Linked DNA regions of Homo sapiens: region 2 is linked to region 1. A link is an interaction called in ENCODE POLR2A ChIA-PET data of the cell type or tissue named here. Cell type or tissue: HCT116. All regions are shown on one strand. Links, peaks and the distances in the headings refer to the core of each region. The heading gives the core; the rest is flanking DNA. Region 1 holds the start of GPR142 (G protein-coupled receptor 142). Region 2 overlaps CD300A (CD300a molecule).

Region 1 (5,369 bases), core at 319-5,318:
CGGGCCAGCACTGCTCCCTGCAGGAGGAAGCCCGCGAACACGATGACCACCTGGATGATGATATCCGAGGCTGTGAGCGCCAGAAGGTAGTAGTAGGAGGGCCTCCTGGTCCTGGTGGCAAGGCGCGCCAGGGCCACTGCGGTCAGGAGGCTGACTGAGGGCAGCCGAGGTGAGGGAGGGGAGAGGCATCAGAAGAGAGCTCAGACTCTGCTTTCCAAGGTGTCGCCATCGCACCTCCCCATCTGCATGTGCAGAGGCTGCGCTGGCTTCTCTTTTTTCTCCTTCCAGATCCTTCTGAAACCCCACTTTGCCCAGAAGGCCACCCAGGCCAGCTCTGCCCTGTCCATCCACTGCAGGCCACTGGCTGTACCCCGGTTATGCACAGGTAAGTGCACATGGAAGGGTCCTCAGCAGCCACCTGTCCTGGCCAGGTGTGGTGGCTCACGCCTGTAATCCAGCACTTTGGGAGGCCAAGGCGAGCAGATCACCTGAGGTCAGGAGTTCAAGACCAGCCTGACCAACATGGAGAAACCCCGTCTCTGTTAAAAAAATATACAAATTAGCCAGGCACGGTGGTGCATGCCTGTAATCCCAGCTACTTGGGAGGCTGAGGCAGGAGAATTGCTTGAACCTGGGAAGTGGAGGCTGCAATGAGCCGAGATCATGCCACTGCACTCCAGCCTGGGTGACAGAGTGAGACTCCATCTCAAAAAAAAAAAAAAAGCTACCTGTCCTATGGCATTGTCCTCCAAGTCCTTTTTAGGTTTTCTGTGTCCTCCAGAATGGAGGCGTCCCTAGACACAGGCATGGGTTTAGCTATCAGACTTGGGGAAATCCCCAGGGCCGAGACCACCCGTCCTTCCCATATCCACACACCCACCTCTGCCCCAAGCTCTGCTCTCTGAAGGCATGGGCAGCACGGGGAGCTTTGTACTGAGCTGAGCCAGTTCCTATGTGAATTTTGTTATCCTAAGAGTGCGCTCACTGCTGGGGAAAACTTGGGTTTAGCTGTGAGCACCCCCAATCCTAGCCCCTTACTTGTATTCCCCTCCAGTGACCCAGAACACCCTGACAATGGCAAGGAAAGACCAGGGGTCTATGATCCAGGGCCTCAGGGGTCAAACACAGAGGACTGGCACCCATTGAAGGAGGATCCCCATTTCTGGCCAAGCCCAAGTCCCCAGACCCCAGCTCCCCACTCACCAGGCAGCCCCAAGCCCAGCAGGACACTGTAGTAGATGACAGGGATGACGCCAGCCACACACGGGGACCTCTCTGCGATCTCTGGCCAGTGGCTTTCAAACTCCTGGCTCAGCCCGCTGACGTGGGGCGTGGGCAGCAGGGTCACTCGTGGCTGGCCAGCTAGAAGGTGCGGATGGGCAGAGTCAGAGCCTCTGGTCTATTTCTAACCTGGCTGGGCGCAGCCCCGCCCTGACCTGGGGTCTTTCTAGTCACCCTGCTCTGTGCAGACCCTCTAGTCAGACCCAGCTGAGTGCACTGTCTGTTGCTGTGAGAATTCTTGCCAAGACCACCCTCACCCCCACCCCATGTCACCCCACTCCCTCAGTGGCCCGGCTCCCCCACTGATGGGAAGTCCCTGGCAGCACGGCCTGCTGCCATAGAGACCATTGCTCCCCATGGGTCCTCCCCATGGGCCCTCACCCGGCCTAGCAGGGGCTCTGAAACAGGGGGCACTTGTCGAGGTGCAGGCTCCTGGGCCGCCTCCGGGCCAGAGGGTCTGAAGCGGGGTTGCAGCAGCCGTGCTTGTAATCAGCAACCTGGGTGATTCCGACCCGGGTGATGCCAGCCACACACAGGGACCTCTCTAGGAGGTCCACAGTGGAGGCCCCAGGTCTGCACAGCTCCACTCAACAGCTGTCCCCCTCTAAGGAGAGGCTGTTGGTAGGGCCCCCTCTTTTCTAAACTAAAGATACCCTCTTCAAAGGTGAGCACCACTAAAGCTGGAATGGCCCAAGTCCACAGATGGGGAAACTCAGTCCACAGGGGTAAGGTGGCTGGTCTAGGATAAGCACCGTCCACTCTGGCCCCTGTTCCCCTGAAGCCACACTGCGCGTCTCTTTCAGGCTGAACTCCAGCTTTTCGTTTCCTGCTGAGGCCGGGGGGCTCACTGCTCACTCACTCTCAGCTTTGGCCCCTACTCCACCCTCTAGGTCCCTAACCTGCCTCCTGTTCCCTCCTGCCTTTCCACCTTATTGCCCCCAGCACACCCCACTTCAAGATGCCTTACCTGTCTCTCGTCCCTCAAGCCCCATGCTCTGGGGCCCTGAGTCCTGGGTCACCTGTGGCTTTTTCTGAGGGTCCCCGCAGCTCCCTGTCAGCATCGCCAGCTGTACCTCTCACCCCTTGGCTCTCCAAGTGGTTGTTTGCCCCAGGATCCTTACGCAGACACTGAGCCTGTTAGTGCAGGGGGCGGGGCGGGGGAAGGAGGAGGAAGGAACTGGTGGGCGGAGGCACCGGGGAAAGAGCTAGAGTAGATGCTGGTGGAGCAAACCAGGGTGCTCTAAGGCGCACAGGCAGGGGAAGGGGTCGGGCTGGGCAGGGGCTTCAGCTTCAGGAGAGACGAGCTGAGGGTGGCATGGGGTTCACAGGTATGTCTATGCCTGGGGGAGCAGGAAGTGAGGAGAAGAGGCAGGATGGCAGGATGGGGGTTCTGGGGGGCTGCCTCGTGCCCCGGGGCACTCTGTGAGCTGGCCTGTGTTCAGCTGGGGTCAAACCTGGGGCTGAGGACTTTGGGGACAGGCAGAAGGACTCAGGGTGCTGACTCTATGAGCATCCAGACTGAAAGGGAAGAGAGTAGGGCACCTCTGTGAGGAGTTGGGGAAGTCGTGCCAGGTAGGAGTGGTAAGGCTGCCACAGACAGGGCTATGATCCCAAGAGGCTCAGGGGACCAGGTGCACAGGGTCAGTCCTGCAGTGGCCATGGTGGGGGAGGTGGAGGCTACCCCCAGGGGCAGGATGGCAGGCAGCCGTGCACAGGGTGGGGCATCCTCTGGGAGCAGCCGGACGAGGCTGCCTGCAGCCGGTGCTGGGAAACCACAGTCCTGCAAGCTGTTGTTTCCCTGGCCCTGGTGAAATGGACCATCCCTCAAGAATATCAATCCCTGGCAAATAAACAACAGCCGTTGCTGGTGTGCACTCAGAAGAGGCCAGACTGGCTCTCCTGCCCTAGAGGAAGAGTGACCAGAGCAGCCCACAAGCAGGTACCCGGGACATGGATGCCCCGTGGACGGTCTCGGGAGGAGAGCTCAGGCCCCCCTGGAATCACCTCCCATGGCCTGTCCTCTGGGAATGCAGCAGAAAATATGGCAGGAAATATAGGGAGCTTCCCAGCTCTGGGAGTTAGATCTCACATCAGAGCCTGGAACTCCCCATCCCAACCCCCCCTCGGATACTCACAGCGCAGGCCCTGCTGCCCCCTGGTGGCCACATCCTGACCCTGCAAGCCTGAAAGTCCCATGGTTTGGCTAGGCACCCTGGGTGGCACAGTGGGACTGGAGACGGAGCTGCCCGCTCAGGGCAGGTCCTCTGGTGGAGTGCTGGGACCCCAGCCCCAGAAAGTGCAAGTAGCACAGATGACGCCCCAGGCCACCACCTCCTTGCAGCAGGAGGCTAGGGGTGAGAGGAGGCTGACCCTCTCTTCAAGGAGCTGCCATGGGTGAGGGGCAAGGAGGGTCCCTGCCAACATTTACCGAGTGCCCACCCTGTCCCTACACTTTGTTTTTTAAATTTTATGTATAGATATAGAGAGAGTTTGGGGCCTCGCTGTGTTGCCGAGGCTGGTCTGGAACTCCAGGCTTCAAGTGGTCCTTCTGCCTTGGCCTCTCAAAGAGCTGGGATTACAGGTGTGAGTCACCATGCCAAGCCCACTTTGTTTCTTTGAGGGATGTACACTTGACTGGAAACCTTAAATATTCTTCAGACGGAACACAAGGGTTTCAACCAAGGCTGTCACACAGGCTACACAGAAAACTAGAGCTCCCTGGATTCAGAGCGAGGAGAGGGAGAGATGGAGGAGGGGGACTGAGTTTGCTACAATGATGCCCCATGCACGTCCTTCCAGCAACTTACCATCCCACCCCATAGAAGGCCTGTTCTGGGAGGCAGCTGGATTCACCTGGCGGAAACTGCTGGAGTCCTTGGATGGCCTTATTCGGAGGTCCCAGCTTCCCCCTGTGACCTGTGGAGACCTCAGCCACCTGGAATGGCTGAGACAAGAATGCTGGCTTTTCTGTGCATGGGACACCATTGATTTGTCTTCCTCAGTATATGCTTCTGTACCCAGGACAGCAGTGATGTCCTGCAGGGAAGTGGGGACCCACTGGATCTTTTGCTCCATGGGCAACATCATAATACTCATTGCTAACAACGCTGGGATCCATGGTTCAAGAGATGGAGCCTGGAGATGTCCAGCTCAGTGGCAGCAGCAGACAGGACAGGGCAACCACGTCATCAGCCAGCACACAGCCTATACAGAGGTGAGAGGCCCCTTCTTGGTGGTGGCGATTCTTTCCTACATGGTGTGGTGTCAGTGACCAGGGTAGGCTGCTAGCCCACGGTGGAAGGGATCCTATCCACTAAGGCAGTCACCTCTGAGCCAGCCTGGGCAAGGTGAAAGATGTTATGAAGACCCAGCCGCACACCTTGACTTTTTTTTTCTTTTCTTTTTGAGACAGAGTCTCGCTCTGTCACCCAGGCTGGAGTGCAATGGTGCTATCTCGGCTCACTGCAACCTCTGCCTCCTGGGTTCCAGTGATTCTCCTGCCTCAGCCTCCCAAGTAGCTGGGATTACAGGTGCCTGCCACCATGCCTGGCTAATTTTTGTATTTTTAGTAGAGACGGGGTTTCACCGTGTTAGCCAGGCTGGTCCTGAGCTCCTGGCCTCAGGTGATATGCCCACCTGGGTCTCCCAAAAATGCTGGGATCACAGGTGTGAGCCACCGCACCCGGCCACACCTTGACCTTTTTGGTCTCTGAAGTCTTCAGCCCTGATCAGTCCAGCCAGAGCCACCAGGCCTGAGCACCAGGGTCTCTCTCTCTCTTTTTTTTCCTTCTGCCTCCCTACCCCTCAAGACAGGGTCTCACTCTGTCACCCAGGCTGTGGTACAGTGGTGTGATCATAGCTCACTGCAGCCTCGAACTCCCAGGCTCAAGTGATCCTCCCATCTCAGCCTCCCAAATAGCTGGCATTACAGGCAAGCACCAACACGCCCAGCTAATTTTCGTATTTTTTGTAGAGACGGTGTTTCGCCATGTTGCCTAGGCTGGTCTCGAGCTCCTGGGCTCATGCAATCCACCTGCCTCGGCCTCCCAGAGTGCTGGGATTACAGATGTGAGCCACCACACCTGGCC
Region 2 (5,369 bases), core at 94-5,093, 110 kb before region 1:
GGTACTCTGGGGTGCGAAGTGCCCTGCTTCCAAGTGCTGTGCGCAGGCACCACACTGCCCTCCCTGTCCCCACCTGGGACAAGTGTTCTGATGGGAAGGAGAAAAAGAGCTGGTGGGGAAGAGACAGGAGTTCAACGCCCGGGAAGGAGGGTGGTAGTGAGAAGGTTTGGGGGAGCCAGCGGTAGGGGAAGCTCACTGAAGGTAAGACCCAGTCTACCCCAGTCACAATGTTGTCCCCAGGGCCCAGCACAGGCCTGGCACACAGTAGGTGCTCAGGACAGCTTTGTTGTACGAATGAATGAACGACAAATGTGGGCTGGGGGAAAGAGTGGGGAGTAGGTGTGATGAGGCAGGTGTCAGGCTCCAGGCAGGGCAAGGGGAAGTCAGCCCCAGCCACACAGTCAGGGGATGGGGCACGGACTTGCAAAGCAGGGGACAGAGAGTCAAAAATGTTTGAATAGAAAGCCTTTATCTTGTTACTGAGGATGGGTTACAGGAAGCTTAAGACACCAGTAAACTCTGCGTCTGTGATTTTTAGAACATTTACTAGCTGGGAACATGGTACCATATGTTAAGTGCAAAAATGTAGGTTTAAAAGAGAATGAGTGGTATGAGGCCAATTTGTTAAGACATCGCAGATGCATGACTGGGTGTGGTGGCTCACATCTGTAATCCCAGCACTCTGGGCTTGAGCTCAGGAGTTCAAGACCAGGCTGGGCAACATAGTGAAACCCCATCTCTTAAAAAAAAAAATTTAACCATTAGCCAGACGTGGTGGTGAGCACCTGTAGTCCCAGCTATTTGGGAGGCTAAGGCAGGAGGATCACTGGAGCCCCGGGCAGTGGGGGGTCGAGGCTGGAGTGAGCCAAGATCATGCCACTGCACGCCAGCCTGGGTGACAGAGTGAGACTCTGTCTCAAAAAAGAGAAAAAAAAAGAAATCATAGATGCATTTACATAGGCATAGAAAAAAAGACTGGAAGGATATACCTCAGGGGCCAGTGGCTGGTTTTCTCTAGGTGGTGGGGTTTTTAGTTATCATCGATGATGGGGGATTTATTTCCTTCTTTGTGCTTTTGCTCATTTTTCAAACTTCCTACAATAATCACATACATCCTTTTCAAGGGGGGAGGAGGCTCTTTGAGGAGCCAGAGACTTTCTGGGTGAAAGGGCACAAAGGAAACCGAAAGGGGCTCAGAACTGAGACAACCCAGTGGCATCCACGTGGGTGCTGAAGTTTAGGATGGGATTACCAGAAAATGACACACACAAAGCAGATGGGAAAGAGGAAGTGGTTTTCTTCCCATACACCCTGCACAGATCTACTGAGGCTGATTTCTCCGCCAAAAGCCTGGGCGCCACAGGAGGCACTGGGGATATGTGTGAGCAGTGCCCCCCACCAAGCATGCAGCAGCTTATCCTGCAGCTATGGGACAGGATAACCCCATCTCTTCCCACCCCAGTCTCACTGCAGTCTTGGAAGGCTTTGGACAAAGATTCCCCTGAGAATCTTCTGCCTGTGGAATCTTCAACTCTCCGAACAGGGAGGAAGCTTCAGGCTTACACTTGACCTCGGCCAGGGATCTGCAATCTAGAGGACTGGTGGCCACACCTCCACTTGTTCCTCTGTTCCTGTGCTTATTCAATTTGCCTATCAGCTATTTATTGAGCATCTACTTACTGAGTGCCAAGAGTTCCTGTTCTCTCTTTTAATCTGAGCTCAGAGGAGGGCAGCTGGACTAGAGATTGCCTGGAGGCCCCTGGGGTGCCCGTTGCAGCTGGAGATACTGAATAACACATTAATTTGACAAATATTGGTTCTGTACCTCCTTGAAGCACATGCCTGTGGGAAGGCAGATGAGGACACCAGCAATGACAGTCTGGTTCCCAAAAGGCTGTGACAGCAGAGGTATAGCCAGGAGGGGCCCCAAGCCACTCTTTGGAGTCAAAGAAAAGGTCCCAGAGAAAAGAAAGTCTGAGGACCACTGTTGGAGTCCACTGGGAGTGAGCTGGGGAGAGGGGGCAGGGGAGGCCCTCCAGCCCAGAGCAAACCCAGAAGGAGAGGAGAGGCTGAGGTTGAGGCTGTCATTAAAGGAGATACAAGAAGTTGGTTTCCAGGGTGCGCGGATGGGGAGAGGGAGGTGGGTAGAGCCAGATCGTGGAGGGCAGTGACTCCTGTAGATACCTGGACTTTTTATGGTGGGGGAGACCATGCAAGGGTTTATTTTATCTTATAGACACGGGAGCCTTGTTGTGTTGCGCAGGCTGGTCTTGAATTCCTGGGATCAAGCAATCCTCCCATCTCAGCCTCCTGAGTAGCTGGAACTACAGATGCACACCACTGCACCCAGCACACCATGCCAGGGTTTTAAACAGAAGAGGGTCATTGCTTCATGGGGCAACCACCCTTGGCCTGGAAGTGGGAAAGCCTCCTGCTTGGGAGCCACCTCTCACAGCCTGTAACCACCACGCACAAGGATGCCTCCCATGGGACCTGCCCTGTAGGATCACCTAGGATGTGTGGTCTGGGTGTCACATGTCATAGCAATACTGTGGGACGTGGACATAGCTTTGAAGATGAGCGTCTGTGGTCAGGGTCTGACCACCCCAGGTGGGGCAGAGGGGTGTGGGGAGCCAACTCACCTTTGATCCATTTCTGAAACATCCTCCAGGCTAGCAGGGAGGCCCCCACCAACAGAAGCAGCAACAATGCCAGCAGGGAGAGGAGCAGCGGGAGCCTGGAGGAGGCACAGGATGGTAAGGGCGGGGCCAACTTGCCTTCTCCAACTTACTTTTTTATTTTTATTTTTTATTTTTATTTTTTGAGACAGGATCTGGCTCTGTTACCCAGGCTGGAGTGCAGTGGTGATCATGGCTCACTGCAGCCTTGAACCCCTGGGCTCAAGTGATCCTCCTGCCTCAGCCTCCAGCTACAGGCACAGGCCACCACGGCTAATTTTTAAATTTTTCGTAGAGACTCAATCTTGCTATATTGCCCAGGATGGTCTCAGACTCCTGAGCTCAAGCCACCCTCCTGCCTCAGCCTCCCAAAATGCTGGGATGACAGGCATGAGCCAATATACCTGGTCTCCTTCTCTAACTTTTTAAGTAGATAGATAAGGTCAATTAAAAAAAATAGACAGTATAAAGCCCCCTTTCTACACACCCCCCATTTACACATTCCCCAATTTCCCCACATACACACACGTGCTGTTCTTAAGAACCTTCCAGAGTTTCTTTATGTGTATACAAGCAAATACGAATGTACGGGATCTCCTTTCTCTTTCACACAAAGGAGGCCTCGTCTAACACTATTCTGGTTTTACTTAGCAATACATCTTAGAGGTCTTTCCACGTCAGTACATAAAGAAGTCCCTCACTCTTTCCTATAGCTGCAGGGTATTCCAACACATGGATAGACTGTGATTTATTTAAATGTTCCCACTGAATGGGCATTTCCCCAGTCCTTTGCAATGGTAAACGTTGCTTATAAATCGCCTTGCAGCTCCACCTTTTCACACCTGACCACGCAGCAGCAGATTGACCAGGAGGCTGATGCAGCCCAGCTTCAGGTCCCTCCATTGCTTGGGCCCTTTCCTTCATGCCTACGTTTGCATTCATAATTTTCTCATCTTTTTCTTAGATTACCCACCCACCAACCCACCCCGCAAACTGCACAACCTTCAGGCCCCACAGAACTCAGCGCTGCCACCTATGTGTATCTACAGGCTAAACTTCTGGAAGTGGCATGTTCAAGCCTGAATTTTGCCTTGTCTTATATGTTGGCAGAAGCCTGTGGAGGGGTTTATGGATGTTGTCCAGTAAAGAATCTGGCTGGCCTTTGTCCCTAGCTCTTAGGAGGGAGGCTCTAAATCCTTGGAATGTCCCAAAAATTAGGAGTGTCTTTGTTGTTCATGAATCACACCTGGACTTTGGTAAGAGATGAGACAATAGGATGGGGCTGGTCACCAGAAAGACCAACTACGTAATTAGAGATTTGGAGCCCTGAGCCAGCCCAACCTCCCAAAGAGGGACTGGAGGTGGAGACAGTTCAATCACATCATGCCTATGTAATGAAACCCCAATAAAAACTCTGGACACCAAAGCTTGGAGGAGCTTCCTGGTTGATAAATATATTGAGGTGCCGCAGGGAGGGTGCAGGTGATGCTCCCTGATTCCACCTGGAGAGGGCACAGAAACTGTTTGGGAATCCTCCCAAGCCTTGTCCTATGTGTCTCTGCATTGGCTGGTCCTAATCTTTATCCTTTATCCTTATGATAAAACTGTAATTGTAAGTATAATGCTTTCCAGAGTTCTGAGTCTAACAAATTATTGAACCTGGGGGGGTCCTGGGAACCCCCAAATTTGCATCCAGTTGGTCAGAAGTGTGGTGGCCTGGGGATCCCCAAAGTTCGACTGGCATCTAAATCAGGGCGGTCTTGTGGGATCTGATTTAGATGTGGAAGCTCTTCACCTGTGGGGTCTGCACTAACTCTGGGTGGATAGTGCCAGGATGGAATTGTGGGGTTTTGTGCTAGAATAGGGAGTCCGTGAATCCCAGAAAAGGTTTGTGACTGCATGTGTTTTTCTGGGGAGAGTGTCCATAGATGTCAGATTCTATGTGGGGTTGGTGAACCCGAAAAAGGTTAAGAACCACTATTTAGAGAGGAGAACTCAAGGCTCTGGAGTCACATAAACCAGAATTGGAAGCTTAGCCTTAGCCTCTTGTAGCTACTTGACTGGGCAAATTGCTTCACCTCGCTGAGTCTCAGTTTACTCATCTGTAAAATGGGGATTGATGTGGGTTGGCTGGGTCCCCACCCAAATCTCATCTTGAATTGTAGCTCCCATATAATTCCCACGTGTTGTGGGAGGGACCCAGTGGGAGATAACTGAATCATGGGGGTGGTTTGCTCCATACTGTTCTTGTGGTAGTGAATAAGTCTCACGAGGTCTGATGGCTTTATAAGAGGAAACCCCTTTTGCTTGGTTCTCATTCTCTGTCTTGCCTGCTGCCATGTAAGACATGCCTTTTGCCTTCTGCCTTGATTGTGAGGCCTCCTCAGCCATGTGGAACTGTGAGTACATTAAAACCTCTTTCTCATTATAATTTATCCAGTCTCGGGTATGTCTTTATCAACGGTGCGAAAACAGACTAATACACGGAATGACAACAGTACAGGGCTGCAGTGAAAGGCAAGTGAGAATACTCATGTGAAGCATCTAACACGGGCCTCGTAGGATGTTACCAGCTGTCAGTAACTATCACTTTCCTTCCATCTGCCCCCCAACTTCCCCCCTACCTGAGCCCCCTTCCAAAGCCAAGGGCAGGTCCAAGCCGGGGTGTTCAGACTATGGCTTCCAACCTGG

The links. Peaks named below come from ENCODE experiments on the same cell type or tissue, not always from the same donor. Only the 100,000 strongest peaks of a DNase experiment are listed, where the experiment ranks them.
Region 2: POLR2A ChIA-PET joins it to region 1 with 5 read pairs; 5 of 35 experiments call an interaction of 5 or more read pairs at or near these places.

The regions. Positions count from the first base shown.
Region 1 is chr17:74,366,514-74,371,882 of GRCh38, reverse strand. GPR142 (G protein-coupled receptor 142) reads right to left here and starts at 4,377. Exons shown (of 4, transcript NM_001331076.1): 1 at 4,089-4,377; 2 at 2,249-2,415; 3 at 1,204-1,362; 4 at 1-154. The coding sequence starts at 2,342. RefSeq lists an enhancer at 2,775-3,763. In HCT116, for the core only: a CTCF peak has its summit at 3,452 (motif pointing left); a DNase peak (open chromatin) is centred at 3,432.
Region 2 is chr17:74,474,804-74,480,172 of GRCh38, reverse strand. CD300A (CD300a molecule) reads right to left here. Exons shown (of 7, transcript NM_007261.4): 4 at 2,643-2,737. Among named protein-coding and RNA genes, the nearest start is that of CD300A, 11 kb to the right of the region's middle. RefSeq lists enhancers at 1,098-1,147, 1,158-1,237. In HCT116, for the core only: no CTCF peak of the experiment used is centred there; no DNase peak of the experiment used is centred there; H3K27me3 peaks cover 1,319 bases.